Regions from separate parts of the Homo sapiens genome. Here region 2 is linked to region 1. Evidence: chromatin loops called from intact Hi-C (ENCODE). Cell type or tissue: mammary epithelial cell. All regions are shown on one strand. Each heading gives the region's core, and the rest is flanking DNA. Links, peaks and the distances in the headings are about the cores only. Region 1 overlaps GOLM2 (golgi membrane protein 2). Region 2 overlaps FRMD5 (FERM domain containing 5).

Region 1 (15,527 bases), core at 3,166-11,165:
TGTTTGTTTTGAGACAGGGTCTTGCTCTGTCACCCAGGCTGGAGAGCAGTGGTGCGATCATAGTTTACTACAGCCTCAAACTCCTGGGCTCAAGCGATCCTCCCACCTCGGCCTCCCAAGTAGCTGGGACTATAGGTGCATGCCACCATGATGGTCTAATTTTTTATTTTTTGGTAGAGATGAGGGTCTTATTATCTTGTCCAGGCTGGTCTCCAGTTCCTGGCCTGAAGTGATCCTCCTGCCTTGGCCTTCTAAAGTGCTGGGTGTGAGCCACCATACTTGGCCACTTAACAGTTTTAGATCTGGAAAATTATTGGAAAATTAGATCTGGAAAACTAAACAAGTGATCCTCCTGCCTTGGCCTTCTAAAGTGCCAGGTGTGAGCTACCATACCTGGCCACTTAACAGTTTTAGATCTGGAAAATTATTGCAAAGATAGTACAGGGAGTTTTTATATACCCCACACCCAGTCTTCCCTATTATTAACATCTTAACATAAGTATGATGCATTTGTCACAATTAATGAACCAGTATTGATATCTTATTATGAAAGTCCGTACTTTATTCAGATTTCTTCAGTTTTCGCCTGCTGTCCTTTTTTAATTCCAGGATCTCATCCAGAGTTACGTTACATTTAGACATTATGTCTTCTGAAGCTTCTTTTCAGCCTTTCCTTGTTTTTTAGACCTTTTCTTGTTTTTGATAATCTTGACAATTTTAAGGATTACTGATTAGGTGTTTTATATAGAATGTCCCTCAATTGGGAATTGTCTGAGTCTTTTCTCAGGATTAGACTGGAGTTGTGGGTTTTCGGACAAAGACCACAGAAGTAAAGTACCAATCTCAACACATCATAACATGGGTATGTTTTTCAAAATGATTTATCACTACTTATGTTAACCTCTATCACCTGGCGTGAGATAGTGCTTGTCAGGTTTCTCCACTATAATGTACTCTTAAAAAAAATCTGTTTCCATACTGTACACTTTGGAAGAAAGTATGTTCACCCTCACTTAATGAGTGGGTAGTTATGTTTTTCCTCCTTAAGGACAGAGTATCAACATAAACTATATGGAATTCTTCTGCAAAGGAGATTTGTCTCTTCTCCCTCATTTATTAACTTAATAATTTACTTGTATCGGTATGGACTCATGGATATTTATTTTGTACTTTGGCTTATAATCCAATATTAGTTTATTTTTTTGTTGCTCAAATTGTTCTGGCTCTGGCTGTTGGAGAGCTCCTTCATTAACTCCTGTATCCCCTTCTTACTTTTATAGTGCCAGAAAGTACAGAGAATTTCCACATACCCTACACCCAGTTTCATTGTGACATACCCCTTTCTTACTTTTTGGTACTTTTAGATGCTCTAGGCCTATCTATACGTTTCCTACTCCAGCCCTAGAGTCAACCATTTCTCCAAGGAACCTTGGTTCCTTTTATTGGAGAATGGCATTAGAAACCAAGGTCTGCAGCTGGGCACGGTGGCTCACGCCTGTAGTCCCAACACTTTGGGAGGCTGAGGCTAGTGGATTTCTTGAGGTCAGGAGTTCAAGACCACCCTGACTAACATGGTGAAACCCCATCTCTACTTAAAAATACAAAAATTGGGCCAGACACGGTGGCTCACGCCTGTAATCCCAGCACTTTGGGAGGCCGAGGTGGGCAGATCACAAGGTCAGGAGTTCGAGACCAGCCTGGCTAGCATGGTGAAACTCCGTCTCTACTAAAAATACAAAAAATTAGTCGGGTATGGTGGTGCGCACCTGTAGTCCCAGCTACTTGGGAGGCTGAGGCAGGAGAATTGCTTGAACCCGGCAGGCAGAGGTTGCAGTGAGCTGAGATCACGCCATTGCACTCCAGCCTGGAGGACAGCGAGACTCCATCTCAAAAAAAAAAAAAAAAACACCACCACCACAAAAAAAAACAAAAATTAACCGGGCATGGTGGGGGGCGCCTGTAATCCCAGCTACTTGGGAGGAGTATCGTTTGAACTGGGAAGCAGAGGTTGCAGTGAGCCAAGATTGTGCCACTGCACTCCAGCCTGGGCAACAGAGTAAGACTCTGTCTCACAAAAAAAAAAAAAGAAACCAAGGTCTGCTTGGCAGATATGCTCGTTGCTACTATAAGGTTATCTTTGGAAATCAAGGAATCCTTTCTCCAGAGGAATCAGAAAGGTGATATTTGGTTTCTTTCACATTATTATGCCATTCTGTCACTTCCAGTCTGTTACCTGGGTTACTAAACACATAAATTCCTTTTTTTTTTTTTTTCTGAGATGGAGCCTCACTCTGTCACCCAGGCTGGAGCGCAGTGGCGCAGTCTCAGCTCACTTCAACCTCCACCCGCCGGGCTGAAGTGATTCTCCTGCCTCATCCTCCTGAGTAGCTGAGACTACAGGTGCATGCCACCATGCCTGGCTAATTTTTGATTTTTTAGTAGAGACAGGGTTTCACCATGTTGGCCAGGCTGGTCTTTAACTCCTGACCTCAAGTGATCTGCCCACCTTGGCCTCCCAAAGTGCTGGATTACAGGCATGACCCACCACATCCGGCCTTGAACATGGAAATTCTTTAAGGGAGCTTTAAGTTGCTCCTGTCTTGTCCAAAGAAGTGAGAAACAACCCCCACTTCTCTGAGATTCCCTCAAACTTTCTGATTTTTTAAACTTCCCTCTAAAGGGTTTCAGCCTGGAGGGGTGTATTAGTTTGCTAGGGCTGCCATAACAAAATGCCACAGACTAGGTGGCTTAAACAGCAGAAATTTATTTTCTCACATTTTTGAAGGTTGGAAGTCTAAGACCAAGGTGCCAGCAGGGTTGTTTTTCTCTGAACTTCTCTCCTTGGCTTGCAGATGGCAACCTTCTTGCTGCTTTATTGTGACATGATAGTCCCTCTGTATGCACACATCCTTGGTGTCTTTTCCTCTTCTTAAAAGGATACGAGTCATATTGGATTAGACCCACTGTAACTTAAGCACTTTAAAGACCTTGTCTCCAAATACAGTTACATTCTGAGATCCTGGAGGCTGGGACTTCAACATGTGAATTTGGGGGAAACACAGTTCATCTTAGAACAAGGGAGATCCACCACACATACACACACACACACACACACACACACACACAGACACCCTTTTATTTCCTCTTTTATCAGAAAAGTCCTTATTTCTCTTTCCTCAGTACAGGGCATGTCTCTTAACTTTGATTATTATTCTCTCTCTCTTTGTCTTTTAAAGAGATGGGGTCTTACTACATTGCCCAGGCTAGAATGCAGTAGCTATTCATAGGTGTGATCATAGCACACCACAGCCAGGAACTCCTGGTCTCAAGTGAAGGTCCTCCTGTTTAAGCCTTCTGAGTAGCTGAAACTACAGGTGTGCACCACTGTGCTTGGCTCCTAAACTTGGATTCTTGCAAACTGTAGCTCATACTAAAGCTATGTGGTCCAGCTGTGGCACGTCAAGCTCTTGATAAATAAAAGGAGCTGTTAGAATGTAGAAAAAGTCCTCAAAATTGTCGTTTTATTACACACATACACACACATACACACACATCAGTTTTGAGGTTTGAAGCTGAATAGTAAATGACCTTTTTTCCCTTTAACAACCATAATTTTCCTTGAGGCAGCCTATGCCTTTAGTTGAATGGGGAAAAGGTCATATGTCAGAAAGGAGGATGAGAAGCGTATTACAAAAAAATGCTTTTTGGGGGAAAATTTTGGAATATAATAGTAGTCTCTCTTATTCTTGAGAGGTTTGAGTAAATTGATTAAAATTCTTAAAACAGTGCCTACTACATTGTTATTCTACAGCTACTTCCTTATTTCTTTTCTGCCTTTTTTCCAGGATGGGACTCTGTCTGTGTTCCTGCCCAAGATCTGGTCCCAGCCCTAGCCTACCTGCCTCACCCTTTGCTCCTGAATGTCTGACTGTTTTTGTTATTTGCTTGTTTTCAGTTTCCTGGTTCATTTCCAGTTAGGCTTAGTTGGCTCCTCCCATAGGTGTCTTAGCTGACTCCCTAGAGCTTGCCTGTTCTTCTGTAATTTGAGTATCAACCTTCTACAGTTCTAATATGCTGCACATGATAATTCCTGCCTTTGCCTCTGCCTCACCAGCCATAATCTGGCCAACTTTTAACTGTAATTTCTACCTCAAATTATTCATAAACCAATCAAAACTGATAACTCTTCCAAACGATATCCCTTTCCTACCTTCTTGGTTCCTATAAATGATGCCCATGCAACTGTTATTTAAGACTGAGGTTAGAAATTTGGTGTTGTCTTTGATTCCTTCAGTGTATCATATTGAGTGCTTCAACATGCAGAGGAGTTACTTGATCGAATTAAAAAAAACGTCATTCTGACTGCAGAATAGAGAACTTGGCAGATCCCTAACTAGTCCCCTTTCCTTGGTCTCCATTTCTTTTTGTCAGTTCTCCTGTGAAGCCAGCCTGAACTTCCTCAAACCTTATTTTCAGAGTGGCTGTATGACTCACTGACTACATCAGGTTAGAATTCTGCTGTCTCATCTTTAAGGTCTTCCATAGAATGGCTCTAGCTACCTTTGTCTCCCACTATCTCCTGACCCAAATTGTATTTCAGGCTGATTGTTTTGCTTACTTTTGCCTTCCCACCTGCCTTTCTGTGTCATGTTAATTCCTGTTTCTGTGCCTTTGTTCCTGCTGTTTGACTCTTAGTTTCTTGCCTCTTTTCTGTATATTTATTATACCAATTTTTTTTTGTTTTTTTTTTTTTAATTGAGGCAGAGTCTTGCTCTGTCGCCCAGGCTGGAGTGCAGTGGTGTGATCTTGGCTCACTGCAAGCTCCGCCTCCCGGGTTCACACCATTCTCCTGCCTCAGCCTCCTGAGTAGCTAGGACTACAGGCACCCGCCACCAGGCCCAGCTAAATTTTTTGTATTTTGAGTAGAGAAGGGGTTTCACCATGTTAGTCAGGATGGTCTCCATCTTGATCTCCTGACCTCATGATCCACCCGCCTTGGCCTCCCAAAGTGTTGGGATTACAGGTGTGAGCCACCGCACCTGGCCTTTTTTTTTTTTTTTTTTGAGATGGAGTCTTGCTCTGTTGCCCAGGCTGCAGTACAGTGACGCAATCTTGGCTCATTGCAACCTCCGCCTCCCGGGTTTAAGCGACTCTCCTGCCTCAGCCTCCTGAGTAGCTGGGATTACAGGCACGCACCACCAGGCCTGGCTAAATTTTTTTGTATTTTTAATAGAGATGGGGTTTCACCATGTTGGCCAAGCTGGTCTCGAACTCCTGACCTTGTGAACCGTCCACCTTGACCTCCCAAAGTGCTGGGATTACAGGCATGAGCCACCACACCTGGCCTATTCTACCAATCTTTTATCCAGCTTCTGATCCATGTCCACTATGAAGCCCCCTGGGACTTCTGACCTGGAATATGCTTTTCCTTCTTTTCTTTTTCTTTTTTTTTTTTTTTGAGATGGAGTTTTGCTCTTGTCGCCCAGGTTGGAGTGCAATGGCGCGATCTCAGCTTACTGCAACCTCCGCCTCCCAGGTTCAAGTGATTCTCTAGCCTCAGCCTCCCAAGTAGCTGGGATTATAGGCACCCACCACCATGGCCGGCTAATTTTTTTTTTTTTTTTTGTATTTTTAGTAAAGATGGGGTTTTACCACATTGGCCAGGCTGGTCTCGAACTCCTAACCTCAGGTGATCCACCCACCTGGGCCTCCCAAAGTGCTGGGATTACAGGTGTGAGCCACTGCTCCCAGCCATGCTTTTCCTTCTTTATACACCATTTACATTTATTGTTTGAGCTTCATTAACTTATTTTGTTCATTTTTTACTAATAGCTTATTGTTTGTGAACTTCGTTTTCTCAACGAAATTTTAAGTTCCTTGAGGAAGGACTATGTTTTAAATTTTTTCCTGCGGGAAAAATTGTTCTTAGTGCTGTTACAAAATGTACGAGGTTGATTTGTATCCCCTAAAAGGATATATTGAAGTCTAAATCACCTGTGAATGTTATCTTAGTTTGGGAATAGGGTCTTTGCAGATGTAATCAAGTTAAAATGAGGTCATACTGGATTAGGGTGGCCCCTATTCCATTATAACTGGTATCCTTATAAGAAAAAAAAATAGAATTAGGGAGAACACCAGGTGCATGAATACACAGAGACACACAGACACATTGCAGAGACCGCATGGCAGATAAAGGCAGAGATTGGAGTTATGTTTCCACAAACCAAGGAATGCCCAGGGCTACCAGAAGCCAGAAGCCAGGAGCCTCCCCCTAGAGGCTCCAGTGGGAACAGGGCTTTGCCAACACCTTGATTTTGGACTTCTAGCCTCTGAAACCATCCTCTAGCACTGTGAGACAATACATTTCTGCTTTATGCTATTCAGTTTGTGGCACTTTGTTATATCAGCCTAGGAAACAAATACACAAATGCATACTTAAAAGTTAATTTGATTTTTTGACTAGATAATTGTTTTTGTTTTTTTTTTTTGAGACAGAGTCTCGCTCTGTCGCCCAGGCTGGAGTGCAGTGGCGCGATCTCAGCTCACTGCAACCTCCACCTCCCGAGTTCAAGTGGTTCTCCTGCTTCTTCCTTCCGAGTAGCTGGGATTACAGGCACGCACCACCACACCCAGCTAAATTTTGCATTTTTGATAGAGACAGTGTTTCACCATATTGGCCAGGCTGGTCTTGAACTCCTGACCTCAGGTGATCCGCCCGCCTCGGCCTCCCAAATTGACTAGATAACTACTCTTATATAATATATACTGTGTGGCAGTATGGTTCACTGGAAAGAACAAGGGTTTTTGGAGTCAAACAGACTTGAGTTTATAATTCTACCATTATGTTACCTCTCCTTAAGCCTGTTTCTTCACTCATAAAATGAAGAGGATTCATGAAGTAAAATATTTAGAGGCCTGTCCCATACAAAGCTTGACATTTAATAATATTGGTTCCTTTCTTTCATGGGTGCATTGGTATAGCTAATCTTGAAGAAATTTGGGGCTAGGTGTAGTGGCTCATGCCTATAATCCCAGCACTTTGGGTGGCTGAGGCAGGAGGATCATGTGAGGCCAGGAGGTTGAGGCTAGCCTGGGCAACATAGCAAAAAAAAAAAAAAAAAAAAAAAAAAAGCTGGGCATGGTGACACATGCCCATAGTCTTAATTGCTTGGGAGGTTTAAGCTGGAGGATCACTTGAGCCCAGGAGTTTGAAGCTGCAGGGAGCTATGATTGTGCCACTGTGCCCTAGCCTGACAACAGAGCAAGACCCTGTCTCAAAAAAAGAAAGAAAAGGAAAAAAGAAAAGAAGAGAGGAGAGGAGGGGAGGGGAGGAGGAAAGAGAAGGAAGGAAGGAAGGGAGGGAAGGAAGGAGGGAAGGAGAGAAAGAGGAAGAAAGAGGGAGAGGGAGAGGGAAGAAAGAAAAGAAAGGAAGAAGGGAGGGAGGAAGGAAGGAAGAAGTTTAGTCTTGTATTATTCTATTGAAACCCAAGTATATTAATTCAGTTGACAAAAATTTATTAAATATATTGGGCACTTACTGTGCTATACACTAAAATGATCTTTGAAACAAGTTTTCACTTTTCTTTGTCTCCCTTTCTTATTTTTGTATTTCTCTGTTTTTTCTTACTCTCCTGATAAAGGACTGAGTAATCTCAGGAGGTTCCATGAAGATCATAAAACAAGCTGCTTTTTGAAAAATGATGACTAGGATTTAGTTGTGCAGAAAAAAGGTAAAAGGACATTCAAGGAGCTCCCTTTTACTTACTCCATAGAGGCAAACAAACAGTTCTTATAGTGTGGCATGTAACATCTGTCTCCTGAAGTGACAGGGAGTACCTTTTGACTTATGACCTCATTAAACAGGAGGAACTAGTCCTTACAATTTTTGGTTGAAGACCTTAAAGTTCCCCATGTTAGCCTCTTCCTCAAAAGAGAGTTAAAGTTTCCTTGAATTCAAAGTCCAGGCTTTTTTCTAGGGACAGACTGGGCATGCAGTAATTTCAGTTTCTCACAGTGCTTCAAGGCTCTCTTTCTTGTTCTTAATTAACTTTATCTAATTTTCTTACACTGTTTCTGGCCAGGTAGTTCCTCTTTTGAACAATGTTGCCACAGAGCTTTTGCTCAGATGCTTTTAATGTCTGATTCTTTCTCTTTTCCAAACTACACTTTTTCCCTGAGGATGACTTCAAAACTTACATCCACGAAGCTTTTTCTATTTAATATAAAATGATTTGCTTTCCTTTTACAATTTCAATTTTCTATATCCAATTTAAGTTCAACTTAGGGGAACATTTTTTCTCATTTGATGATTAACAAAGGCCTCTCATAGCTCACTGCAGCCTCAGACTCCTGGCCTCAAGTGATCCTCCCGCCTCAGCATCTCAAAGTGCTGGGATTACAGGCATGAGCCACCATGCCTGGCTACATTTTCACTCTTAAACTTGACTCTCTATAGCATTTTATACTGATGATCTCTCCTTTCTCTCCTTTTTGAAACTTCTTCCCTTTAGCTTTAATAATACCCATTTATCTTGGTTATCCTATCATTTTCCCACTCAATGTTTACATATGCTGTGCTTCCATCTTTAACCCCATTTTAATTTCTTTATTGAACAAATATGTTCAAGTTTCTATTTTGGATCAGTTACTATGCTGCATGCATATCACATAGTGAATGAGTGAACAAGACAGATATGGTATACATTGACTATGGAACTTACCCTTGAGCAGGGGCTATGAGGGGAAGACCTAACCTATTTTAGAGGCTTAGGGATGACATTCTTGAGAGTTTTAGTTGAGTCCTAAAAAAAAGATCAGGATTTAATGAGGCAAAGATTGAGTGAGAGGTTTGAGATAAGAGGCTCAGGAGAGATGAAAAGAGGGTTCCAGATGTAGAATGTTGCATATTTTATTTTATTGCATATTTTAAAGCACAGGATATCAGCCGGGTATGGTGCCACATGCCTATAATCCCATTTACTCGGGAGGTTGAGGCAGGAGAATTACTTGAATCCAGGAGGCAGAGGTTGCAGTGAGCCAAGATCATGCCAAGTGCACTCCATCCTGGGCTACAGAGGGAGACCCTCTCTCAAAAAAAAAAAAAAACTTAGGAGCCAAGGTCATGGCACCACTGTACTCCAGGCTGGGCAACAGAGTGAGATCCTATCTCAAAAAAAAAAGTTCACCATGTGGAATGAGGGAGCTAGAATGAGTGTGATAATATTTGATGTTGCACTACAAGACTGGATTCAGATTGTGAAAAGATTTGTGAGTCATGTTAAGGGCAATAGGAAGCCATTGATTGACTCTCTTTTTTACATTTAATTTTTTTTTTTTTTTTGAGATGGAGTCTTACTCTGTTGCCCAGGCTGGAGTGCAGTGTCACGATCTTGGCTCACTGCAACCTCTGTCTCATGGGTTCAAGCGATTCTCCTGCCTCAGCCTCCCAAGTAGCTGGGACTACATGCACATGCCACCACACCCAGCTAATTTTTGTATTTTTAGTAAAGACAGGGTTTTGCCATGTTGACGAGGCTGGTCTCAAACTCCTGGCCTCAAGTGATCTGTTCACCTCGGCCTCCCAAAGTGCTGGGATTATAGGCATGAGCCACCACGCCTAGTGGTTCTAGTTTTTTTCTTGTCTTCCAATGATATATTGTGAATTTTCTTTCTTTCCTATTTTTTTTGAGATGGGGTCTCACTCTGTTGCCCAGGCTATAGTGCAGTGTCACCATCTCAGCTCACTGCAACCTCCACCTCCTAGATTCAATCGAGCTTCCTGCCTCAGCCTCCCAGGTAGCTGGGACTACAGGTGCACAGTACCACACCCAGCTAATTTTTATTTTTTTTGTAGAGATGGGGTTTCATTGTGTTGCCCAGGCTGGTCTTGAACTCCAGGACTTAAGTGATCTGCCGGCCTTGGCCTCCCAAAGTGTTGGGATTACAAGCATGAGCCACCATATCCAGCCTGTGAATTTCTTGACTATAAAAATATAGTCTAGGCTGGGCGCAGTGGCTTACACCTGTAATCCCAGCGCTTTAGGAAGCTGAGGTGGGCGTATCACGAGGTCCAGAGGTCAACACCATCCTGGCCAACATGGTGAAACCCCGTCTCTACTAAAAATACAAAAATTAGCCGGGCGTAGTGGCGGACGCCTGTAGTCCCAGCTACTTGGGAGGCTGAGGCAGGAGAATCAATTGAACCTGGGAGGCAGAGGTTGCAGTGAGTGGAGATCGCGCCACTGCACTCTAGCCTGGGCGACAGAGCAATACTCCATCTCAATAAATAAATAAATAAATAAATAAATAAATAAATAAATAGTCTAAATCTAGTATAAATCTAACACTTAATATTTCATACTATTCCCTATGTCTGGACTCAGTAAATATTTGATGATTGATTTAGCAATTTGTATTGCTTCTTGAACCAACGGGTGCATAAATATGTACTAGGGCTACCACAGATATTATCCACATATCTGATTGCACTACCTTTTCTGGAAGACATAACTAAAATATTCAGATGTAAAACTACTGCTTGTCAACTCATCTTTCTAGTATACATAGAATATATCTTTTATTTGAAACGTGTTATAGTAGATCTAGAATAATATTTTATTCATTTAGAAACTCAAAAATATTTTTCTGATTCAATTTAGTGTTTAAGTGAAGAGAACAAAACCTTGGGATTAGCTTCATGGGGATATAATGAAAAAAAGTTTGAGTTATAAGCATAGCTTGGATTTTTGTTTGTTTTTTTTGGTGACAGGGTCTCATTCTGTCACCCAGGCTAAACTGCAGTGGCATGATCATGGCTCACTGCAGCCTTGACCTTCTGGACTCAAGCAATCCTCCTGCCTCAGCATCTGGAGCAGCTAGGACTACAAACTTGTGCCATCACACCTGGCTAATTTTTTTTTTTTTTTTTTTTTTGAGACAGAGTCTCGCCCTGTCACCAGGCTGGAGTGCAGTGGTGTGATCTCAGCTCAACGCAACTTCCACCTCCCAGGTTCAAGCAATTCTCGTGCCTTAGCCTCCTGAGTAGCTGGGATTACAGACATGCACCACCAGGCCTGGCTGATTTTTGTATTTCAGTAGAGACAGGGTTTTGTTGGCCAAGTAGGTCTCAAACTCCTGACCTTAAGTGATCCGCCTGACTCGGCCTTCCAAAGTGCTAGGATTACAGGTGTGAACCACGGTGCCTGGCCACACCTGGCTAATTTTAAAATTTTGTAGAGATGTGGTCTTGCTATGTTCCCCAGGGCTGGTCTTGAACTCCTGGCCTCAAGTAATCCTCCCACCTCAACCTCCCAAAGTCCTGGGATTACAGGCATAAACCACCATGCCTGGCCTATTCAAGTTTTATCATGAGATTGCAGTAATTCAGTCACGTCTTCAGGCTCCACTTCTTTTTTTTTTTTTTTTTTTTTTTTTTTTTGAGACAGAGTTTCACTCTTGTGTCAAGGCTGGAGTGCAATGGCATGATCTCGGCTCACTGCAGCCTCCGCCTCACAGGTTCAAGCAATTCTCTTGTCTCAGCCTCCTGAGTAGCTGGGATTACAGGCGCCCACCACCACACCTGGCTAATTTTTGTACTTTTAGTAGAGACAGGGTTTCACCAGGTTGGCCAGGCTGGTCTCAAACTCCTGACCTCAAGTGATCTGCCCTCCTCAGCCTCCCAAAGTGCTGGGACTACAGGCATAAGCCATCGCTCCCAGCCCTCCAGGCTCTACTTCTATTTCTAGTTCTCTCTCTTTCTCTCTTACTCAGTCACTTAGGCTGAATGCAGTGGTGCAATCACAGCTCACTGTAGCCTCAACCTCCTGGGGTCAAGCAATTCTCCCACCTCAGCCTCCTGAGTAGCTGGGCCACAGGCCTGAGCCATCACTCCTGGCTAATTTTTAAAAAATGGTTTGTAGACCAGGGTCTTGCTATGTTGCCCAGGCTGGTTTCAAACTCCCATACTCAAGTGATCCTCCTGCCCTGGCTTCCCAAAGTACTGGGATTACAGGCATAAGCCACCGTGCCTAGCCTAATTCTAGGTCTCTTGCTATTTGTACCACATCTGCAGTTACTTCCTCCACTGAAGTCTTGAATCCCCTCAAAATCATTCATGAGAGTTGGAATCAACTTATTCCAAACTCATGTTCCTGTTAATATTTTAGCCTTCTTCTATGAATCACAAATGTTCTTTTTTTTGAGGCACAGTCTCTGTTGCCCAGGCTGGAGTACAGTGGCACAATTCATGGCTCACTGCAGCCTTGACCTCCCTGGACTCAGGTGATCCTCCTATCTCAGCCTTCCGAGTAGCTGGGACTACAGGCACATGCCACCATACCTGGCTAATTTTGTATTTTTTGTAGAGGTGGAGTTTTGCCATGTTATCCAGGCTGGTCTCAAAATCCTAGGCCCAAGCAATTTGCCTGCCTTGGCCTCCCAAAGTGATGGAATTAATGGCCACTGTGCCCAGCCACAAATTATTATAATTTTTTTTTTGAGACAGAGTCTTGATCTGTCACTTAGGCTGGAGTGCAGTGGTGCGATCTCGGCTCACTACAACCTCTACCCCCTGAGCTCAAGTGATCCTCCCACTTCAGCCTCCGAGTAGCTGGGACCACAGGTATGGGCCTCTACACCTGGCTAATTTTTCTATTTTTAGTAGAGACAGGGTCTCCCCATGTTGCCCAGGCCCGTCTTGAACTCCTGAGCCCAAGTGTCCACCCGCCTCTGTCTCTCAAAGTGCTGAGATTATAGACGTGAGCCACTGCACCCAGCCTCTACAAATGTTCTTAATGGCATCTAGATTGGTGAATTCTTTCTAGAAGACTTTCAATTTATTTTGCCCAGATCCATCAGAGGAATTACATCATGGTAGGTATAGCCTTATGAAAGGTATTTGTTAAATAATAAGATTTGAAAGTAGAAATTACTCCTTGCTCCATGGGTTGCTGTTAGCAGACATGAAAAGATTAATGTCCTTGTAAATCTTCATCAGAGATCTTGGGTGACCAGGGACATTGTCAGTGAGCACTAGTATTTTGAAAGGAATCTTTTTTTTAAGTAGTATATCTCAACAGTGAACTGAAAATATTCAGTAAACCATGCTGTAAACAGATGTGCTATCATACAGGCTTTGTTGTTCCATTTATAGAGCGCAGATAAAACAGATTTAGCACAATTCTTAAAAGCTAGGATTTTAGGAATGGTAAGTGAGCGTTGGCTTCCACTTAAAGTCACCAGCTGTCCCTAACAGGAGAATCAGCCTGTCCTTTGAAGCTTTGAAACCAGATATTGACTTCTCTGCAGCTATGAAAGTTCTAGATGGCATCTTCTTCCAATAGAAGGCTGTTTCATTTACATGGAAAATGTGTTGTTTAGTGTAGCCACCTTCAGTGATCTTAGCTAGATTTTCTGGATAACTTGCTGCAGCTTTTTCATCAGCACTTGCCACTTCCCCTTGCACCTTTATGTTATGGAGATTGCTTTTTTTTTTTAAACTTCATGAACCAACCTCTGCTGGCTTCCGACTTTTCTTGTACAGCTTCTTTACCCTTCACCCTTCATAGAATTGAAGAGAGTTAAGTCCTTGCTCTGGATTAGGCTTTGGTTTAAGGGAATATTGTGGTTAGTTTGACCTATCTGGACCATGGAAACTTTCTCCATATCAGCAACAGTAAGGCTGTTTTGCCTTCTCGTTATTCATGTGTTCACTAAAGTAACACTTTGAATTTCCTTAAAGAATTTTTCCTTTGCATTCACAATTTGGCTGTTTGGCACAAGAGGCCTAGCTTTTGGCCTGTCTATGTTCTTGACGTGCCCTTTTCACTAAGCTTAATTATGTTTAGCTTTTGATTTAAAGTGAGAGACATACAACTCTTTTACTTGAACACTTAGAGGTCATTGTAGTATCGTTTTGTCTCAGGAAATAGGGAAGCCTGAGGAGAGGAAGAGAGATGGGGGAATGGTTATTCCATGGTAACTCCCGTTATCGTCTCCCCAACCCTTGGCAACCTCTATTCTACTTTCTGTTTCTATAAAGTTGTTTATTCTATTTACACACACAACATTTATTGATTAAACTCACTGTCCTCTATGAGTGCAGTTTGTGGTGCCCCCAATTATAATAATATTGAAGGTCACAGATCACAGATCACCATGACAGATGTAATAAAGAAAATTTTGAAATATTTTGAGAATTATCAAAATGTGACATAGGGACATGAAGTGAGCACATGTTATTGGAAAAATTGTGCCAATACATTTGCTCGATGCAGGGTTATAAGAAACGCATAAAGCAAGGTACAATAAGACAAGGTATGCCTGTATCCAAGTTATACTGCTTATCATCAGGGACTTGTCTCATAAGCTGGAAACTAACATGATACTAATTCTTTTTTTTTTTTTTTTTTGAGACAGAGTCTGGCTCTGTGGCCCAGGCTGAAGTGCAGTGGTACGATCTCCGCTCACTGTAAGCTCTGCCTCCCAGGTTCACGCCATTCTCCTGCCTCAGCCTCCCGAATAGCTGGGACTACAGGAGCCTACCACCACGCCTGGCTAATTTTCTGTATTTTTAGTAGAGATGGGGTTTCACAGTGTTAGCCAGGATGGTCTCTATCTCCTGACCTCGTGATCCGCCCACCTTGGCCTCCCAAAGTACTGGGATTACAGGCGTGAGCCACCGTGTTCAGCCCACATGATACTAATTCTCAATGGGCAGAATGAAATAAAACCATTTATTGATATAGTGCTTTATGATTGTTCAAAGTTTATTATATGCATAAGTCATTTATTTGGGAAAGTTGAATACCATGTGGTATGTGATAGGGATAGAAAGATAGTAAGATTCCCGTTCTTTGAAGAAGTGAGGGAGGCACACATAGAAAAATAATCCATAATGCATGATTAAATGCTATAGTAAAGCTGCTTACAAAGGGGTTTGAGAATACAGAGGAATAACTGATTAACTTCCTCAGGAAGTCAAGAGCGAAATAATTCACTGAAAAGGTGATCTTTAGTAATTTAACAAAATGAGAAAGGGATAAGGACAGGAGGAACATAAATGAGGCCAGGAAAGCTGGAAAGTATGTTGTACCTTCACAGAAGGTCAAGCAGTAGAATAGGAGAGTGTAATATAAGGTACATGGTATTGAGAAGTAGGGGAAATTATGTCTGAGTTAAAGCTATTTGGGGCCAGAATAATGATGATTATTGTTATTACTATTTTATTGTGGTAAAACATCTATAACAAAATTTACTATTTTTACCATTTTAAGTGTATAATTTAGTGGCATTAAGTACATTCACAATGTTGTGTAACCATGATTACTACCATCTATTTCTAGAACTTTTTCACGATCCCAAACCAAACAAAACCTCTACCCATTAAGCAGTAATTCCCATTGCCCTTCCCTCCAGCCTGTGGTAACCTCTATTCTAGTTTCTGTGTCTATGAATTTGTCTATTCTAGATACCTCATATAGGAGGATTATACAATATTTGTCCTTTTTTATCTGGCTTATTTCACCTAG
Region 2 (15,527 bases), core at 2,720-10,719, 140 kb before region 1:
CAAGGCAGGTGGATCAATTGAGATCAGGAGTTCGAGACCAGCCTGGCCAACATGGCAAAACCCCATCTCTACTAATAATACAAAAATTAGCCAAGCGTGGTGGTATGCACCTGTAGTCTCAGCTACTTGGGAGGCTGAGGCAGGAGAATTGCTTCAACTTGGGAAGCAGAGGCTGCAGTGAGCCGAGATGGCACCACTGTACTCTTGCCTGGGCGAAAGAGCAAGACTCTGTCTCAAAAAACAAAACAAAACAAAAAAGGACCGGGCGTGGTGGCTTATGCCTGTAATCCCAGCACTTTGGGAGGCCAAGGCGGACGGATCACGAGATCAGGAGATTGAGACCATCCTGGCTACCATGATGAAACCCCGTCTCTACTAAAAATACAAAATATTAGCCAAGCATGGTGGTGGGCGCCTGTAGTCCCAGCTACTTGGGAGGCTGAGGCAGGAGAATGGTGTGAACCCAGGAGGTGGAGCTTGCAGTGAGCCAAGATCGCGCCACTGCACTCCAGCCTAAGTGACAGAGCGAGACTCCATCTCAAAAAAAAAAAAAAAGAAAGAAAGAAAGAAAAAAGAATTAACACACAAAAATCAGTTGGGTACTATATACTAACAAATAATAATCCGAAAAGAAAAGTACAAAAACAATTCAATATATAATTGCATCAAAAAGAATAAAATACATAGGAATTAACCAAGGAGGTAAAAGATTCATTGGATGAAACTACAAAACAGTGCTAAAAGAAATTAAAGAGTAGTGCTAAAAGACCTAGATGTAAAACCTAAAACTATAAAACTCTTAGAACAAACAGAAGCTTCACAACACTGGATTTGGCAATGATTTTCTGGATATGAGAACAAAGGCACAAGCAAGGAAAGAAAAAAAAGTTTGGACTTCATGAAAATTATAAAAATTTTGTGCATCAAAATCAACAGAGTAAAAAGGCAACCCACAGAATGGGAGAAAATCTTTATAAATCACATATCTGATAAGCGATTAATGTCCGGAATATATAGTAAACTCCTAAAACAAACAAACAAAAATCACAATTAGTAAATGGGCAAAGGCCAGGCCAGGCGCGGTGGATCACAACTGTAATCTCAGCACTTTAGGAGGCCGCGGTGGGCAGGTCACTTGAGGTCAGGAGTTCGAGACCAGCCTGGCCAACATGGTAAAATCCCCTCTCTACTAAAAATACAAAAATTAGCCAGGTGTCCTGGCGCATGCCTGTAGTCCCAGCTACTCAGGAGGCTGAGGCATGAGAATTGCTTGAACCTGGGAGGCACAGGTGCAGTGAGCTGAGATTGCGCCACTGTACTCCAGCCTGGGTGATAGAGGGAGACTGTCCCAAAAAACAAAACAAAACTATATTTTCCCCTTTTCCAGTCAAAAACCTGCAGCAGTAAACACTATTGTACATCTTTTGTGTCTCCCTTCTTTTGCTCAATTTTTAAAGATAAATCTAGGTTGTTATATGTATCAATACTTAATTCTTTAACCTTATTGTGTAGTATTACTCCAATGTGCAAATACATAAATAAGCCACAATTTGTTTATTCATAATCCTACTGAACATTTGGTTTGTTCCAGTTTGGGACAATTATAAAGTTGCTACACACATTCTCATACAAGCCTTGCAGAATAAGCGTATGTTTAATTTTATTAGAAACCACCAAACAGCATTCTTGAGTTACCTCAGTAAATGGGAAAAAGCTCCACCAGATTTGATTGTGAGCTAAGTTGCTCTAATCTCTGGTAACACTTGGCCTTAATTTTTTTTTAACTTTAACCACTCTGGTGGATGTCTACTGATATTGCACATCAATTTTTACTTGCACTTCCCTGATGAACAATAATGGAACATACATTTACTGACCATCTGGAGATAGTCTTTTGTGAAGTGCTTGATGACATATTTTGTCTGTTAAAATTGGCTGTTTATCTTTTTCTTATTGCTTTGCAGGAGTTGTTTATATATTGTGGATCTGACTTCTTTATTAAACTGTACTGCAAATATTTTCTAAAAAAAAAAGTAAACGGGCAAAGATCTTGAATAGACATTTCTTCAAAGAAGATATACAAATGGCCAATAAGCACATGAAAAGATGATCAACATCACTAATCACTGAGGAAATGCAAATCAAAATTACAATGAGATACCTCCTCACATCATTAAGATGCCTATCATCAAGAAAAGAGAAGACAAATGCTGGACAGGATGTGGAGAAACTGGAACTCTTATGCACTATTGGTGGGACTATAAAATGGTACAGCCACTATAGAAAATAGTATGGCACTTCCTCAAAAAATTCAAAATATAATTACCATATGGTCCAGCAATTCTATCTCTGGGTGGGTATATACTCAAAATAACTGAACACAAGGTCTCAAAGAGATACTTGTATATCCATGTTCACAGCAGCATTATTCACAATAGCTAAAATGTAGAGGCAACCTAAAAGTCCATCAACAGATGAATGAATAAGCAAAATGTGGTATATACATATAATGAAGGATTATTCAGACTTTAAAAGGAAGGAAACTCTGACATAGGCTTTAACATAAATAAACCTTGAAAAAACTATGCTAAGTGAAATAAGCCAGTCACAAAAAGACAAATACTGTATGATTCCATTTATATGAGGTATAGACGAATACTAGAATGGTGGTTACCAGGGGTTGAGGGGATAGGGAAATGGGAAGTTATTGTTTAAAGGGTATAGAGTTTCAGTTTTACAGATGAAAAAGACTGTGGAGGTGGATGGTGGTAATGGTTGCACATTATGAATGTATTTCATCTGACTGGACTGTACATTTTAAAATGGTTAAGGCCGGGCATGGTGGCTCACGCCCATAATCCCAGCACTTTGGGAGGCCCAGGCGGGTGAATCACCTGCTGTCAGGAGTTCAAGACCAGCCTGGCCAACATGGTGAAACCCTGTCTCTACAAAAATTCAGAAATTAGCCGGGCATAATGGCAGGTGCCTGCTATCCCAGCTACTCAGGAGGCTGAGGCAGGAGAATTGCTTGAACCCAGGAGGTAGAGGTTGCAGTAAGCCAAGATGGCGCCACTGCACTCCAGCCTAGGTGACGACAGGGCAAGTCTTAAAAAAAAAATGGCTAAGATGGTAAATTTTACATTATATTAATTTTAAGTACAATTAAAACTTGGGAAAAAATGTTGACGGGTGCAATGGCTCACACCCGTAGTCCTAGCACTTTGGAAGGCCAAGGTCAACAAACTGCTTAAGCCCAGGAGTTGGAGTCCAGCCTGGGCAACATGGCAATTACCCCATCTCTATAAAAAATACAAAAATTAACTGGGTTTGGTGGTGCATGCTTTTCATCTCAGCTATTCAGGAGGCTGAGGTGGGAGGATCAATTGAGCCTGGGGAGGTTGAGGCTGCAGTGAGCCATGATTGCACTTCACTCCAGCCTCAGTGAGAGTGAGTCTCAAAATACAAAAACAAAAACAAACAAAGAAAAAAAACCTTGGGAAAAAACTTTAAAAAAAAAAGACCAATAGAGTACACAAGTTTTTAGTTTTTCCGAATCACCATGTTAACTTTCTTTATCGGCTTACATACTTGGTTATTGAGGGCACCAAAGCTTTTACTTTGGGATTAATTTGGTTTTTAATCCTATGCAACAGTATAAAATAGTTATTTATGATTTATAATCAGTGCATACTTAGAAGATGCTTAGAGTGGAAACTGCTTGGTAGATACTTTTAATCAAGCTTTAGTGAACTGTTTTCCCTGCAAAGCAGGCAACACTTTATGTGTAAAACCTTTATTGCAACTATTATATCTGCACAGTCACAAAGTACCTCATGTTGTATGATTCCATTTATATAAAATATCCAGAATAGGCAAGTCTATAGACACAAAAAGTAGATTAGTCATGCGGAAGGGCTGAAAGGGAGAGGTTACATAGTGACAGCTAAGGGGTGCAGGGTTTCATTTTGGTATAATAAAAATTCTCCAAAAATTGTGGTGATAGATGTACAACTCTGAATACCTTAAAAGCCACTTAATTGTACACTTTAAATGGGTGAATTGTAGGACATGTGAATTATGTCTCAAGAAAGTTATTTTTAAAAGAAAAAGAAAAATAGGTACTTCACTAAAAAAACTAATAAATATAAAAAGATACTCAATATCATTAGGCATCAGATTAGCACCAAAGTGAGATACCATCATACATCTATCAGCTAAAATATAAAAGATGGATAATAACATGTGTTGGTGAGGAGACAGTACAGCATACACACACTGTTGATAAAAAGAAAAGCTGGCCAGGCACGGTGGCTCACACTGTAATCCCAACACTTTGGGAGGCCAAGGCAGGCAGATCCCAAGGTCGGGAGATCAAGACCATCCTGGCCAACACGGTGAAACCCCGTCTCTACTAAAAATACAAAAATTAGCTGGGCATGGTGGCACGTGCCTGTAGTCCCAGCTACTCAGGAGGCTGAGGCACAAGAATTGCTTGAACCCAGGAGGCAGAGGTTGCAGTGGGCCGAGATCACACCACTGCATTCCAGCCTGGTGACAGAGCGAGACTCTGTCTCAAAAAAGAAAAAAAGAAGAAAAGCTGTATAGTCACTCTGGAAACTTATTTGTTATTATCTATTAAAGCTGAATATAAGCATACCATATGATGTAGAAACTCCATTCCTTTATCAAAAAAAGGGTTGAATTCTTTTATTCACTAATTTAATTCCTCCCCAAATATATATATACATTTTTTGCGAGACAAAGTCTCGCTCTGTCACCTAGGCTGGAATGCAATGGCACCATCTCGGCTCACTGCAACCTCCACCTCCCAGGTTCAAGCGATTCTCCTGCCTCAGCCTCCCGAGTAGCTGGGAATACAGGCACCCATCACCACGCCTGTCTAATTTTTGTATTTTTAATAGAGACGGGATTTCACCAACGTTGGCCAGGCTGGTCTTGAACTCCTGACCTCAAGTGATCCGCCCGCCTCAGCCTTCCAAAGTGCTGGGATTACAGGTGTGAGCCAACACGCCTGGCTCCTCCCCAAACATATTTTTTGAGTGACCACTGACTAGGTGCAATAAGGAATATAATGAAATATGCAAGAAGTTCTCCAGAGGAAAGCAGGAAAAAAAGAGCTGATAGTCATGAAAAACAGCACAGTGTCACAAAAGTTGAACCACTGAGGCAAGGTTCAAAGCCTTAAGTGTATTGAAAAAGACTAATATTTAGTCTCAGTGAACTGAGGTCAGTCAACTACTTGCCCAATAGTGAAAAATAAAAAATGACATATAATTTTTTTTTTGAGACAGAGTCTCGCTCTGTCACCCAGACAGGAGTGCAGTGGCATGATCTCGGCTCACTGCAACCTCTGCTTCCCAGGTTCAGGTGATTCTCCTGCCTCAGCCTCCCTAGTAGCTGGGACTACAAGCAGGCGCCACCACGCCCAACCAACTGTTGTATTTTTAGTAGAGACGGGGTTTCACCATATTGGCCAGGCTGGCCTCAAACTCCTGATCTCAAGTGATCCACCCACCTCAGCCTCCCAAAGTGCTGGGATTACAGGCGTGGGCCACCTTGCCCAGCCCGTATAAATAATTTTAACTATAAATAGAGGCCAAAGATTGTGCTTTAAAAAGTAAGGCAAAGTTGAGGATTTTTTAGTAGCTTTTAGTATTCTAAACATCCCTTAAAACATGTGAGTCCAATGTTTGAGGTTCACACATTTGACTTTTTTATGTGTTTCCAGGAACATATATATGATCTAAGAAAGTTGAGGAATACCTATTAGACCCAGATAGGCTTCTGTTGCTTATGAACATAAATCTCATCTCTACCCTGTCATTTGGAAGTATGAAAATAGGATTTGATATGCATCTTGACTTACACCCATTATATGTTTGGTGCTGTAATACACATCAGGAATGTATCTTTTTAATTGTCTCTTCTACTCTAGTACCAGCTACTTGGAAAACTGAGGCAGGAGGACTGCTCCAGCTCAAGAGTTCATGACCAGCCTGAGCAACATAGAGAGATTTTGTCCCAAAATATATATATATAAAAATGCAAAAATAAACTGCCCCTTCTAGATACATAAGAAACTAGTTAACAGTAGTTTTTCTGAACAGGCAAGCTGGGAATTGGAGGTCAGGGATGAGACAAAGATCAGTTTTTCATACTACATCCTTTCTCTCTGTCATTAAAAATAGGTCAACCTTCTCAAATAAAAAAGGCATTATGATTACAAGCTACATATCATATTAAATACATACAATAATTTTTACCTGTATTATTTTATGAGAGCTAAAATCCAGACACCTTCAGATATGTTTAATTCCTACTTCTCTAGAGGAAGCCTCCTTTCTTCATGAAAAGTAAAGCATACTTTATGTCAATGAACACTTATCTTCAAAAATTTTATCCAATGTCCAAATGTTCAAGAGTAATCAATCAGTATCAATGCAGGCAATATTCTATATTTGTAATCTACCTGTGAGGTCCTCTCACATTAGGAACTGGACCTTCAGACTGCTCTTTAAATAACTTTGGGTCATGTGATTATATGAAAAGCCTAATAGATGTCTAAATTATTAGTACCACTGTAGTATCCTACAGGTAGTAGTATTCACATAATACTTCATATAATTCATAATGACGACTTAAAAAGTCCTAAGCAGGTAAATCACACTATCAAGCAATTAATTGTTCAATGTGCTAAAACAGAAATTTCTAAATGTGTTGTGTGAAAAACAACTATTGCTAAGTCATTTATATCATAAACTGTAAATAAAAAATACCACTAGCTCTATGGTATGCAAATGTACAATCTGATTTCACTTTAAGTTTGTCTCACTTCCTTTCTTCACTAGACTCCAAATAAGAAAATGAAAGAGTACAATTCAGGAGATGAAAGAAAAGGAAAATCCAGGAAATTCAATCAGATCTACATGACTCATGTTGTGTCAACTGCAAATTTCTGATTTCAAACTTAAAAAAAAAGAAACTTCAAGGACCCTTCAAATTATGTTCAAGTCATATGCCTGATGAGACAATTGAATCACATTACTGGACTACATTTTTTCCCCTTGATTCAATCTCTTGCTGCCACAAATATGTTTGTTCAGTGTAAATGGAGTGATAAAGATTGACCTTTCTAGTTGAGCATCTGGCGGAACTGGATTTTAAATAGTATGCTTAGGATTTTACTTCACTTGATTTAAGGCAAAAGAAGTGACATAAAAGTCCATGGATAATAGATCCATATATCTAATTTTAATTCTAGGAATTTTAGAGCCTCTGTCTCACCCTCTTTGACAAATTCAGCATCTCACACCAGGATGAGGTATAACCACAAGAGAAACATTAAACTACTACTGTGAGAACTTAGTAGCAGTTCTACTTTTAAGAATTGTTCCCATCTATTTTCTGTTCTAAAGAAAGGAGAAAAAATAGAACAGAAGGGAGAAAAAAATTGTTGTGACCTTAAGCCCTGTCTAGTACCTTGACTCATTCCAATGTCTTTTCACTGATTTTCTATCCAATAGCACCAAAATAATAAGACTTCCAGTTCCTTCTTTCTTTTGTACCTCATAACCTGACAAATAAAACAGTCTTGGAAACTGTTCTGGATATTTAAGACCACATATATTTTCAGCTTTTTGTAAAATTTTTACTCTTCCTAATATTTGTCACCTTATCCTAATTACTGTATACTCATGACCCAACCCATTACTAAAATTATAAACATAGAAGATTATGTGCAACTGCTGAGAAATTACATACTCAAAGCAGCCCTCAAAAACAAATTTCCATGAATACCTAATGTAAAGAAGAGCCTACATTTACGAAATTTCTTTTAGACCTGCTACCTGATTTCCATTCAATGCTAGCATGTGATCAAGAGCTAATTTGCATAGCTGATAGGAAGCTGAGTCCAGTCATTTATTCACAGCAGGCATAGTGCTAGAAGCTAAGGATGCAGAGATAAAAGACTCAGTCAGACTCTTCATTCAAAGACCTCAAAGTCTAGTGGAAGAAAGAGCCACACATACCTACAATCACAATATCATGGGCAAGTATCATGGCAGGAGTATGCCCAGCATGGCATAGGAAGACAAAAAAAATGAGCACCTAACTCAAGTCTGAAAAGACTGGGAAAATCTTCTCAGACAATGTAGCACTAGAACCAAGCCTAGAGAGATCCTTAGGAGGAACAGGGATGGGAGCAGAGGAACAGGGCATTCTATTCAGAGGAAAAAGACACACATGTTCTGTTTGGGATGATGAAAACATTCTGGAAATAGAGAGTGGTGTTTGTTACACAAATCTCTATTGGTGTACCTAATGTCACTGAATTATACACTTAAAATGATAAATTTTATGTGTATTTTACCATACACACACGTTTGGGAGGGTAGAAACACCACATAAGGTATCTGTGGAGGAGACTGAGTGGCAAGAGAAAGGACTGAGATGCAACAGGGCTAGACCATAAAGGGCTTTGTATTCCATGGTAAAGGAGTACGGAGGCTAAACCAGGGTGGAAGAAAGACTGGAAGGGGCAGGAATGATTAGGAGGCTACTGATATCTCCAGATGAGAAATTAAGGTCTAAATTCTGAGAGGCAGTGAGACAAAAGGAATGAATTGACTTCCAAGACAGCAAGAAAGAAGAATGAAGGGATCTTGGAGCCTAAAGTTAAGGAACAAGAGGAGTTTAAGATGCCTCTCAGGTTTTGTGCTTGAGCAATCAAGCAGATGACACTGCCAAGTCACCTAGAGAATGAAAATAGGAGAAGCATCAGGTTGGATCAGGAAGCATTGGTAATTCTTGCTTTGATCTGCCAAGTTTGAAAGCTTGTGGACAAAGGATAAAGATTAGCAGTTAGAGGAGTTGCTTCATTTCTTAAGTGGATCTGTGGACTTTGTGCTGCTTCAAGGCCCAGGCAACAAATAGCAGCTGAGATTTAAGGAGGAAGCCATTTTTCATACCTTTAAATAGAATCCAGCACTATCACCCAGACAATCAGGGGCTATGACAGGCTCAGGGGGTAGCTTCTCTCGCAAGGTCCCGAGGTTCTCAGTAGTACCTTCAGTGAGGCTCCTCAAGTGGCAGCATCTATCATCAAGGGTGAGCCAAAGATGAATAAGTAGCATGGCTGACCCTTCACGGTAGCCACTGCTGACATTTAGTTCTCATAGAAATAACTGGGGAAGTGCCAGGCACAGTGGCTCACGCCCATAATCCCAGCACTTTGGGAGGCTGAGGTGGGCAGATCACTTGAGGTCAGGAGTTTGAGGCCAGCCTGGCCAACATGGTTAAACCCTGTCTCTACTAAAAATACAAAAATTAGCTGGGCGTGGTGCCACTTGCACCTGTAGTCCCAGCTACTCAGGAGGCTGAGGCAGGAGAATCACTTGAACCCGGGAAGCAGAGGTTGCAGTGAGCCGAGATGGCGCCACTGCACCCAGCCTGGGCAACAGAGTGAGACTCCATCTCAAAAAATAAATAAATAAATAACTGGGAAAGTTTTGCAGGATAGAACAGAACCTGAAAGGTGGGGAGGAGAGGGACGGATAAGTTGTAATCATTTTGAAATGCAAATGGAACCTCTTGTATGATTCCAGATTACTAAAGCCTACAGCTTACCAGTTTATAAACATTTTAGCAAAAGCAAAACATTGCTCATACTGTTTGTATACTGCTTTATTGTAATTAACAATATGGTGAGCATCTTCCTGTATTATAACATTCTTCTATAACTTCATGTTTAAAGCTAAATAGTATCTGATTATATATCATGATTTATTCAACCACCTATTGTTGGATGCTTAAGTTTGAAGAAAGCTTTTCAAGCTAATTTTAAAAATTAAGCCCATCATTCTAAGTAATCCTAATTCCATTTTTATGGTGACAACTAGCAATATCTTAGTATTTTATTTGATGATTCCTTGTCTATAAAATTCCCTTTAGATTTTTGTTTAAATCATTTTTAAAACCTATATAACCAGCTAAAAGAATGCATAGCAACTTACTAGCCCTTTCATAAGAAGGAAGTAAATTGCTCACTTGTTGGGGATGCATTAATTTTATCAAGCCACTAGTGTACCATATTGTACAAGAGAGGAGGCAGGTAATTCACTAAATAGCACCCTCGTGGCACAAAAGAGTAAATACATCTCCAATAAGTGAACCATGTGCTCTCTGTCAGCAGGATCAGCATATTATTTTATATCTCCTTTCCCATCCCATGGATGCTTACTGGTCCCTCCTTGAGTTAACAATAAATGTAGACAGAGATGCCTCCATCTGTGCTCATGTTGTTCCTTCCACCCATGTCCCACAGCTCCCTCAATTTCTATTCCCAACCAACTCCTACTTATTCAAAAAAGTTCAACTGCTGCTTCCTCCAGAAAGTCTTCTCTAACCATGCTCATCTTGAGTCAAGTGGTCCCAAAGTGTCCTGCCTGCACCTCTGAGTATAGAATATAGTTTACTAAAATGGTAATTTTATATTCACCCACCAAATCATAAGCCTCTTTAGGATACCTCATAGCTTCATTAAATAATTGCTGAGAAGGAATGCTGTGATTCAAAGAGTGCCACAAAGTTTTACCTGCCTTCTTCACCTGTAATATTAATATCTGCAAGCAACTGGGCAACATGCTTAACTATTAAGGTTATGTATAATTTTCCAATAAAATACAATAATTTGACACATGCTCAATGTGTAATCATTGTTGTGATGCATGGTATTTAAACATGATTTGTATAAATTACTACCATTGGTAGTTTTCAGGAATGTAGTGGGATGGCATATGGTGACCAACTTCTCCCTCTCACAGATATGCAGCTGACCTCATCTACCTCTGTTCTACATCTTTCCAAATGTTCCAAGTTCCAAAACAGCCCCTTACTATACCGTATCTTCCTCTCCTTCCACAAACTCTCCACTAAAATGACTATTTTCACAGGAAATTGAATTCAGCTGAGACTTTTATCTCTACTTTTGTACTGAACTGCCATCTTTATGAGCCTTATGTTCTGTCATCCCTTCTTGGGATTTTTAGGTAGAGGTATTTCCTTGAAAGGTTATAAGAAACTCAGACTTCCCTCTTTTCCTTGTCTTTTCCTTGTCTCTCCTAGTGCCCTAGGCTGGAGTACAATGGCACAATCTTGGCTCACTGCAACCTCCACTTCCCAGGTTCAAGCGATTCTCCTGCCTCAGCCTCCTGAGAAGCTGGGATTACAGGCGTGTGTCACCACACTCGGCTAATTTTTGTATTTTTAGTACAGATGGGGTTTTCACCATGTTGGTCAGGCTGGTCTCAAACTCCTGACCTTGTGATCCACTCGCCTCAGCCTCCCAAAGTGCTGGGATTACAGGTGTGAGCCACCGTGCCAGGCCTTTTTTTTTTTTTTTTTTAAGACAGATCAGGTCTCACTATTTTGCCCAGGCTGGTCTCAAACTCCTAAGCTCAAGCAATTCTCCCACATCGGTTTCCCCAGTGGATGGGACTACAGGTCCACGCCACCACACCTGGCTTATTTAACTCTTTGTCTTTATATTAATATTTACATTACTTTGCCTAACACTGCATTTCCTCCCTTTGCTAGCTTTCTTTCATTATAATTTGCCAATTTTGTATTTCTATTGGCTCTAAAGTCATGTTTTTTCCTGCCTCCAGGCTGAAAATTTAATGTTCTCTTTGTCTTAAAACTCCCATGTCGGCCGGGCGCGGTGACTCACGCCTGTGATCCCAGCACTTTGGGAGGCCAAGGCAGGCAGATCACCTGAGGTCAGGAGTTTGAGACCAGCCTGACCAACATGGAGAAACTCCGACTCTACTAAAAATACAAAATTAGCCAGGCGTGGTGGCGCATGCCTGTAATACCAGCTACTTGGGAAGCTGAGGCAGGAGAATTGCTTGAACCTGGGAGGCAGAGGTTGCGGTGAGCCAAGATCGGGCCACTGTACTCCAGCATGGGCAACGAGAGCGAAACTCCGTCTCAAAAAAAAAAAAAAAAAAAAAACAAGGCTGGGCGCGGTGGCTCACGCCTGTAATCCCAGCACTTTGGGAGGCCAAGACGGTCGGATCACGAGATCAGGAGATCGAGACCATCCTGGCTAACACAGTGAAACCCCGTCTCTACTAAAAATACAAAAAAATTAGCAGGCGTGGTGGCGGGCGCCTATAGTCCCAGCTACTCGGGAGGCTGAGGCAGCAGAACAGCGTGAACCCGAGAGGCGGAGCTTGCAGTGAGCCGAGATTGCGCCACTGCACTCCAGCCTGGGCGACAGAGCGAGACTCCGTCTCAAAAAAACAAAACAAAAAAACCCCTATGTCTCCCCAAATCCGCATCTTTCAGCTCTTATATTATGTTTGACTCTCTCAGGATATTAAGGAAGTGTTAAAAATCCTTGTAACACTTCTTGATTATATTCAATGTGTCTACTTCTTCAGTGGACTGTGAACTCTTCAAGGGCAGAGAATAGGTCTGTCTGCCTTCTCTGCTGTACCCCCGTGTACATAACTAGTGCCTGGAATAGAGGGGTTGGGCATTCTAATACTTTTTGAACGACTGAGTGGATAAATAATGAATGTGGTCATGGTACACTTCTTTAGCTTTAACAGATTCATTACATTGTTTTGATAACTTCATATCAAATTTTCCTACCACTTGTATCAATTTGTTAACTGCTCTGGAGTCCTATTATTCATCATCCTCATATGACTAACAAAAGCTGAGTTACTGAGAATTTGGCTTCAGTGCATACAGATATTCTACCATTTGATAATCGAGTTGCTAACTAAATCTGCATGAAACAAAACGTCCAAGTATTCATTCTTTACCAGACTTAAAAGGGAATAAAGTGAACGTCTAATGAATAACAACTTCTGCAGGGTCTCAGGAAAAGGTAAAAACTGCTATCTCCCTCTCTTCTCTCTGTTCTAAGATTTTTAATAAGGCCACTTCTCTTGCTACATGGGGAGAGTGTGCAGCTGATCAGAGGCCCTGAATGTTGCCTAGTCAAGTTCCTCCACTTCATTCTGTATAGGCCAAATTAAATGTTGACAGACATCATCATCCATCTTTTAACTTTACATTCTCTGTCTCTGCCTTGCTTCTAGCAAGGGGAAGTCTTTCAAACCTGAGATCCATTTTATGCTGCTCCTTAACCTCCGCACCAGTTCCTAAGAATGCAAACAAAATGCTTCTCTCCTTCAATCCTCATCTGTTCTTTCCTGTTTCTCACTGTCCTCCCCACCTTTCATTTCTTCAGCCCCACTCCCTTCCAGACAATGTCTATCCCCGATCATGTTTTCTTTGGTTTCCCTGAAAGCCCTTACTTACTTAATGATAGCTTAACCTGAAATTCCCCCTACTTGATCATGGTACATTCTAATAGTGTACTATTTTTGTAAGCACTTTTTTTTGCATTATAAGAAAAATATACTATTTCCAACTTTTATGGATTCACTTAACAACACTGACTACTTACCATGTTCACATATTATTGGTCATTTTTTTTTTGCAGATGCACTATTCTGCAAATTAAAATCAGCCTAAGGATCAGGGACCACATAGAAGATAGATTGTGACATACTCATAAATAGCACCATACAATAACAGAAATTAATGATGTTAGCCTATTCACTAGCAAGATAAGAGGCAACAGACAGTAAATTTTAAAACTTTGTTCATAATTTGATGAAATAACATAAATATAATGGATTTTTTCCTGCTCAACATGGGAACTACTTTCTATACAAGTCTTAATGGGAGACACTTTAGAAACTGAAAATACCAGATACCTACTTTCCCAGCCTCCCCTACAGCTAGGATAGAGTACATGACTTGGGCTTGGCTACTCAGACACTCCTACCTTGGTCTTTGACAATGAAACTGTCACAGTGAAGAAGCAGGAACCACGGAGAATACATTTTGTTGGTCAGCAGAAGCAGCTAAGACAGCTGCACCACCAGTATGAAGTGCACAGGGGCAGATGTGGTAGCACTGTGGCACCGGTGCCTAGTGTTCAGTGTCCCAGATGACAGTAGAGCAAGCTGGAGCATCCAGATACATGTTCGGAGGTGGAGGCAGCAGTGTCCTCTCAGACTGGCTCTGTAGTAGTATTCTGGGTCCTGGGTGCTCCCTAGCCTCCCTTTTTGTTGTCCACTTTCTAAGCCCATTTCTGCCTGCACCCTGCTTATAAAATTTCTGAGCTACCCAATGTCCTTGCAATAAAGTCCCCTTCTGTTAAAATCAACCAAAGTCGGCCAGGAGCGGTGGCTCACACCTGTAATTCCAGCACTTTGGGAGGCCAAGGCAGGCGGATCACCTGAGGTCAGGAGTTCGAGACCAGCCTGGCCAACATGGCGAAACCCCGTCTCTACTAAAAATACAAAAATTAGCTGGGTGTGGTGGTGGCACACGCCTGTAATCCCAGCTACTGGGGAGGCCGATGCAGGAGGATTGCTCGAAACTGGGAGGTGGAGGTTGAAGTGAGCTGAGATCATGCCACTGCACTCCAGCCTAGGCGACCGAGTGAGACTCCATCTCAATCAATCAATCAATCAATCAATAAAATCAACCCAAGTTGGGTGCTATTGCTTGCAACTAAGAACTCCAACACAATAAGACAGTAACTAGCAGGTAGCAGATATTAAATTAATCTAAATCTATCAAATTGGCAGCTGGCCATGGTAGCTCATACCTGCAGTCCCAGCACTTCGGGAGGCCAAGGTGGGTGGATCTCTTGAGCTCAGGAGTTTGAAACCAGCCTGGGCAACATGGTGAAACCCCATCTCTACAAAAAATACAAAAATTAGCCAGGTGGGTGGCATGTGCCTGTAGTCCCAGGTTCTTGGGAGGCCGAGGTGAAAGGATTGCTTGAGCTGGGGAGGCTGAGGCTGCAGTGAGCCATATGCCACTGTACTCCAGCCTGGGCGACAGAGTGAGACCCTGCCTCAAAAAAATAAAAATAAAATAAATCTATCAAATTAATATTTCCCACTCAGCCTCTGAGTATTAAAAGAGGTATAATTAACATACATGTTTCAATATGTAAAAGAATTTTTTTCACTATTATAAATAATTTTCTAATGAACATCTTGGTATAAAAATTATTTTCTTCTATTTTAAATCATTTCCTTAGGGGAGATTCCTAGGAGTTAACTTGCAAATCTTTTAATAAAGACTGTACTGACTTAAACTTGTACTCAGTATATTCTTATCATTATTTTTTAGTTCCTGCTAATTTACATAATACATTTGGAACTTATTTAACTTACAGTTTTTGCTTACTAGTGAGGTTGAAATAAACATTTTTCACATGTTTATTAGCTAATTGTAATTCCTCATTGTATTAATTGTCCACTTTGTGGCATTCTCTCCATCGAGCTAGAGTTCTTTTTAGTGTTTATATAATGGATGATGATGATGGTGGTGGTGATTATTATTAAGGATAGTAACCCTTTGGCATATTGGCTGCAAATTTTTCTCCTAAATTTTTACTCACTTTC

What was found. Peaks named below come from ENCODE experiments on the same cell type or tissue, not always from the same donor. Only the 100,000 strongest peaks of a DNase experiment are listed, where the experiment ranks them.
Region 2: it touches region 1 in a loop (2.4-fold over the local background); 2 of 110 quality-filtered maps call a loop at or near these places.

The regions. Positions count from the first base shown.
Region 1 is chr15:44,292,823-44,308,349 of GRCh38, forward strand. The region is part of intron 1 of GOLM2 (golgi membrane protein 2); the gene reads left to right. Among named protein-coding and RNA genes, the nearest start is that of GOLM2, 12 kb to the left of the region's middle. RefSeq lists silencers at 3,229-3,523, 7,649-7,943. In mammary epithelial cell, for the core only: a CTCF peak has its summit at 6,277 (motif pointing left); DNase peaks (open chromatin) are centred at 3,989 and 4,479; H3K27ac peaks cover 1,379 bases.
Region 2 is chr15:44,150,857-44,166,383 of GRCh38, forward strand. All of the region lies in intron 1 of FRMD5 (FERM domain containing 5), which reads right to left. Among named protein-coding and RNA genes, the nearest start is that of FRMD5, 37 kb to the right of the region's middle. In mammary epithelial cell, for the core only: no CTCF peak of the experiment used is centred there; a DNase peak (open chromatin) is centred at 7,055; H3K27ac peaks cover 1,532 bases.